Regions from separate parts of the Homo sapiens genome. Here region 2 is linked to region 1. The links are chromatin contacts, found by Hi-C in ENCODE. All regions are on one chromosome and are shown on one strand. The core of a region is the stretch at or near the end of the contact, and the rest is flanking DNA. Distances in the headings are between cores, read along the strand shown.

Region 1 (2,993 bases), core at 229-2,728:
AACCTTCTAATATTGTAGAATTTGTTTATGACCCTTTCCTGCTGAGATTTTCGGTGATGTTTTTCAGTTAGTGCTCAGCACTTAAGTTAGTAGGTAGACAAATAAAGCAGGTGAGTAGACACTTGATAAATAACTTGCAAACTTGGACTAGTGTTTTTCTCCACCTGATGCTAAAACAGTTTGTGGAACTGAGGTAATAAGACTTTCAATTACTGTTTTTCTCGTAAAATAATTATAGTTCAAGCCCATTAATATGTTTAGATTTGTCACTTCCTGTGGATTAGGTTTTCAAGTCCGGGTGCAGTAGTTTTGACTTTGCTTTCCCCCAGACATGGTTGTAGAATTATTGCATTTTTCCGTGTTATTTTTGTATAGCACTTACCTCACCTTCCTCTCATATTCTTGGCTCTTAGCACAGATACTGACTCTTTCTGGAGTGTGACTCTGACAGTGATTACTTAAGGAAGGGAATCTCTGTAATATTTCTTTTGTGAAGGTTTGCGTTCAAGTTTGGTTTAGAATGTAATTTCTTTATATTGTTTCTGACTTAGTTTAAGATGCTACCAGAACTATTTCAAGATGATGAGAAGGCCATCAGTCCAACTTCAGCCACCTCCTCAGGGCGCACACCCCTCACACGAACTCCTGCAAAGCCCACCAAAGGCAGACCAGGCCAAATGGCCAAAGAGCACAAGAAAACAGTGGGGCATCAGGTGAGTTCAGGGAGCTGCCGCTGCCACGCTCCTTCCTTTCTGGCTCATCTGAAACCTCAGATCTTCCCTCTTCAGCCTCCCAGGTGGGATCCTCAGGTGAGGAGAGCCTAGAGCTTTCACTGTGAGATCATACGACACCATCCACTAAAACTCTTCTCCACCCAGTTTTAGACCTGTGACTCTGCATAAGCCTTTCCCGAAATAATTTTCTCTACAGCTTAATTCTCTCGTGCATATCGTCTCTCAGACCACCCCATCTTTGCTTAGTTTTCTGTTTGTTTTGTCTCTATATTTGTACAGTGCCTCGGTCAGCTCCTTCAGAACAGGGCCCTCGCCTTTCTTTGATGTCTTATGTTCTCTGAGAGTGGGAAATGTTACATACATGCTTAGTGCCTGAACAGGGAGTAGGGCTTTGAATGGAGGCTGAGCGCTCCTCAGCTTGCTGTCCTGTGCATGGGACCCTGTGCCTGGTGTAGACAGAAACAGGGCCTGACCCAGGTCCACAGCCTCCAGTCCTGATCCTAGGTCCCTAATTTTAACTCCTCTCTGCCTATCCTTTGTCATTCTCTCATTCATTACCTATACTCTTTTAAGTCATCTGCTACGTTTTCCAGTATCTTCCATCAAAATTCCCACTTTATGTGATTAAATAGCCTTAAAGCAAGGTTATATTGTTAGTTACATATGACTAAGCTCATAACAGGTTTCTGTAGCTTCCTGTGGGGAAAAGGAGTGGGAGTATAGGAATCTATATTTAGCAGAGTAAGCATGAAAATGGTAGAATTTAGGCAAATTTTAACCAAAAGCCCTAGCATTCTTGTTTTGTGGCAGCTCCTCTTCTGAAGATGGGTCAAGTTTATAAGTGGCAAAGTTTTCTCCATTAGTGTCATAGGAAGGGAATTTCCCATTGTTTTACCTCACCTTTGACTTTGGACAAAGCCTTGATACCCTCTTCTGCCCTTTTTCATGCAGTTCAGAAACTCCCTGCACCTGCTTATGGAGACACTCAATGCCACTACCCCTCACTATGTGCGCTGTATCAAGCCTAATGACTTCAAGTTCCCATTCACGTAAGTATTTCTGAACCACCCAGTGAAAAAGTACATATCTTATAAGAAGTGCCAAACCAGCCAAGCAAACTAATATTTTCCTTACATTTTTATAAGGAAAAAAATATTTGGGTAAGTCTTCATGCCTTGTAGAGGGAAACCACTAGTCAGTAGATTATTTTTTCAGTTTTTGTCCCTTTTGAGAATGTGAGAGTAAATTAGCAGCCATCTGAAGATTTGAAAACTTGAGGTCAACCAAGCATTCTGGTTCTGTTTTCTGTTTTGAATTTACTTCAATTGATCTCTCTGGGATTTTTGTTCATTTGGGCATTAGGTGGAACCAGCACTGGCTGGGATAAGGCTGTTTGGCGAATGCTTACCTGCTGCTTCTCCACTGCTGAAATCATCAGAGGGTGTCTGTTTTCACCAGCACCTCCTCCTGCTTCAGATACCATGCATGAAGGGAGAATCAATTTTTCTGGAGTTTTTTTTACAAAACAGAAATATTTTTCTAATTTTATGTATGTATTTATTTATTTTGAGATAGAGTTTCACTCTTCTTGCCCTGGCTGGAGTGCAATAACGCGATCTCGGCTTACCGCAACCTCTGCCTCCCAGGTTCAAGTGATTCTCCTGCCTCAGCCTCCCGAGTAGCTGGGATTACAGGCATGCACCATCATGCCCAACTAATTTTCTATTTTTAGTAGAGACAGGGTTTCATCATCTTGGCCAGGCTGGTCTTGAACTCCTGACTTCGTGATCCGTCCCCACTCGGCCTCCCAGTGGGATTACAGGCGCGAGCCACCATGCCCAGCCTATTTTTCTAATTTTAAAAGTAATACATGTACATTGTAAAGACAGTTTTCAGGAAATACAGAATAGTATAAAAATAAATGAAAAAGCATCCGTCAGCCGGGTGCAGTGGCTCACACCTGTAATCCCAGCACTTGGGAGGCCAGGGTGGGTGGATCACCTGAGGTCAGGAGCTTGAGACCAACCTGGCCAACATGGTCAAACCCTGTCTCTACTAAAAGTACAAAAATTAGCCGGGTGTAGTGGCGGGCGCCTGTAATCCCAGCTACTCGGGAGGCTGAGGCAGGAGAATCACTTGAACCTGGGAGGCTGCAGTTGCAGTGAGCCGAGATCACTCCACTGCACTCTAGCCTGCGGGACAAGAGTGAGACTTCGTCTCAAAAAAAGAAAAAAGGAAAAGAAAAAGCATCCATCATAC
Region 2 (2,993 bases), core at 130-2,629, 2.9 Mb before region 1:
CTGTCTCTACTAAAAATACAAAAAATTAGCCAGACGTGGTGGCGGGCGCCTATAGTCCCAGCTACTTGGGAGGCTGAGGCAGGCGAATGGCGTGAACCCAGGAGGTGGAGCTTGCAGTGAGCTGAGATCGTGCCACTGCACTCCAGCCTGGGTGGCAGAGTGAGACTCCCTCTCAAAAAAAAAAAAAAAAAATAATAATGATTAGAAGACTGAATAATCTGGTGCTATTATGAAGGAAAAAAGTGAAATGGAAATTAAAAACAAATTTCAGATATGATGCCTCTTCTTTGTGAGGTGGCAGGCTGATTTCTGTTCACAAGTTTAGAAGCGGCTACTGACATAAATACCCCAGGGCTCCCATAGTGTAAAAGAGTCATTTCTATGAAAATATAGTGGAAACCTGCCAGGCTTTTGTCCAGTAGAGAAATCAGAAATGTTGAACTATTAAATTTCTTTAATATGTTTTAGTCCCTGAAACAAAATGTGTGTTACAAAATGGGAAGGAAATTCACAAAAGCAAACATTGCAGCTTCCTGAAGTCCACTATATATAAAGCAAATTACAGGTTATGTTTCTAAGAATACTTTCTTTTTCTACCTGATACTAGGGTTGATAATAACAATATGCAAGTGAGTATAATAGCTACAGCTACCATATGTGTCAAGAGTTATACAAACATTTTCTCATTTAATCCTCAACAATCTTTCAAAGCAGATATTATCTTTCATTTTACAGATGATGAAACAGGTTGAAGAAGATGAAGTAACTTGCCCAATGCTGGGATATGGTTTCCCGGGATGCATGACTTTCAGTGCTATAACTCAGTCCCCACTAAACTGGGATGGTTGGTCCCACTGAGTGTCACCCAGCCTACTGACCCATAGTTGATAGTAAGGCCAAACGGTTCTGAGTTGGACAAATGGTTAATGTATTGAAAATTGCCAACCTGCATCACAGAGCAACTTTCAGAACATTTTTTGGTGCCCATTTTTCTTCATTTTACACACAGTTCTAATAAGCTTGGTTATTTGGTTTCCAGGTGCCTTGTCAATTAAAAACAGTGCATCGGAAGGGGTAGGGGTTGTCCCAGGAAGGCACACTGATTACTGTGGTGAGGGATAGCTGCCTGACAGCAAAGGTGAGGGGAGGGAGAAGGAAATATAAATTAACAAAAGACACGAAATAAATACAGCAGTCAGGAGCCATTTATTATGGAGACAAACAGGCTGGTCTCGAACTCCTGGCCTCAAGTGACCTGCCCGCCTCTGCCTCCCAAAGTTCTGGGATTACAAGTATGAGCCATCGTGCCCTGCCAAATTTACCAAAGTTATACGTGGACGTTGTTTTACAAGGGCTGTTACAAAAAACCAGTAGACGCCTCTCCCCCAGCCCATTTCCTGCTCTCCAGAGTTAACCACTGAAGTCTTGCAGTAGTTTATACATCTAGTCTCTAAATGACACATTTATATTTCTGTGGTCAGTTTTTCAGTTTTAGTCATTATCTATTGATACTTTATTACAGAAGTAGAGAATTTAGCTCATTGCTCCATCCACCCCTGCCACAAGTATACCATTTTCATCTCCTCTTTCTTACCTGAGTTTGTTCATTTGTTCCTACGTTTGTTTGTTCATTCTTTCCTTCCCCTACTTAACAATTTATTTTTAAAAAAACTACTTTATGGGAGGTATTATTGACAGATAAAAAGTCTGTACATATTTAATGTATACATCTTGATGAATTTGGGGATAATTATTCACCCATGAAACCATCGCCACCATCAAGGCCATAAATGTATCCATCACCTCCCAAGGTTTTATCCTGCCTGTTTTATTATTATTGCATTTTTGTGTGTGTGTGGTAAGAACAATTAACACTGGATCTATCTTCTTAGCAGATTTTCAGTATATAATACAGTATTATTAGCTATAGACACTATACTGTATAATAGCTTTTCAGAACTTATTTATTTTGCATAACTGAAACTTGTTCTCTTTAACTATGACCTTCCCATTTCCCCCTCCTCCCAGTCCCTGGCAACCATCATTCTGCTCTCTGCTTCTGGGAGTTTGAGTTACTTTTTTTTAAATTAAAATTTTTTCTTTTAGAAACAAGATCTTACTCCGCTGCCCGGGCTGGAGTGCAGTGACGTGATCATAGCTCACTGCAGCCTTGAAGTCATAGGCTCAAGCAATTGTCGCGCCTCAGCCTCTTGAGTAGCTGGGGCTACAGGAGTGGCCACCATGCTTGGAGAGTTTGACATTTTAGATTCTATATATTAAATATATGGGAGATCACATAGTATTTTTCTTTATGTGTCTGGCTTATTTAACTTAGTATAATATCTTCCACCTATCTGTATTGTCACAGGTGGCAGGATTTATTTCTTTTTTAAGGCTGAATACTTTTTCATTGTATGTATAGACCACATTTTCTTCATTCATTCATTGTCAGTGGACATTGAGGTTGTTTCTAAGTCTTGGCTATTGTGAATAATGCTGCAGTGAACATGGGAGTACAGATATCACTTAGAAATCCTGATTTCAATTCTTTCAGATGTATTATACCCAGAAGTAGGATTGCCAAATCCTATGGTATTCTATTTAAAAAATTTTTGAAAACATTTTTTTAAAGAAGCTCCATAATGTTTTCCATAGTGGCTGTACCAATTTGTATTCCCACCAACAGCGTACAAGGTTCCCTTTTCTCCACATCCTTGCCAACACTTATCTCTTGTTTTTTTTTTTTTTTTTTTTTTAATTAGCCATCCTAGCAGATGTGAGGTAATCAAAATCATTGTGGTTTTGATTTGCATTTCTCTGCTGATTAGTGATGTCGAGCACTTTTTCATATACTTGTTGACCATTTTTAATGTATTCTTTGAAAAAATGTCTATTCAGGTCTTTCGCCCATTAAATTTTTTTTTCTTTTGGGGGTTGTTTTTTTGGTATTCAGTAGTATGAGGTTCTTGTATATTTTGGATATTAACCCCTGA

Evidence for each region. Hi-C counts contacts between places; a loop is a spot of excess contacts on that map. Pooled maps may share reads with other maps.
Region 2: a pooled map shows a loop between it and region 1 (12-fold over the local background). The contact joins two enhancer-like sites. A Hi-C loop is called at or near these places in 2 of 37 single-sample maps with no recorded cell type and 3 of 50 pooled maps.

What each region holds. Positions count from the first base shown.
Region 1 is chr15:52,381,881-52,384,873 of GRCh38, reverse strand. It overlaps MYO5A (myosin VA), which reads left to right. Exons shown (of 42, transcript NM_001382347.1): 15 at 552-713; 16 at 1,686-1,783. Among named protein-coding and RNA genes, the nearest start is that of MYO5C, 88 kb to the right of the region's middle. RefSeq lists enhancers at 1,061-1,290, 1,331-1,390. Within about 2 kb of position 1,478, at least 2 of the 41 ENCODE cell types and tissues checked have a DNase peak (open chromatin) inside an H3K27ac peak, as active enhancers do.
Region 2 is chr15:55,275,682-55,278,674 of GRCh38, reverse strand. The region is part of intron 1 of RAB27A (RAB27A, member RAS oncogene family); the gene reads left to right. Among named protein-coding and RNA genes, the nearest start is that of RAB27A, 13 kb to the left of the region's middle. Within about 2 kb of position 1,379, at least 5 of the 41 ENCODE cell types and tissues checked have a DNase peak (open chromatin) inside an H3K27ac peak, as active enhancers do.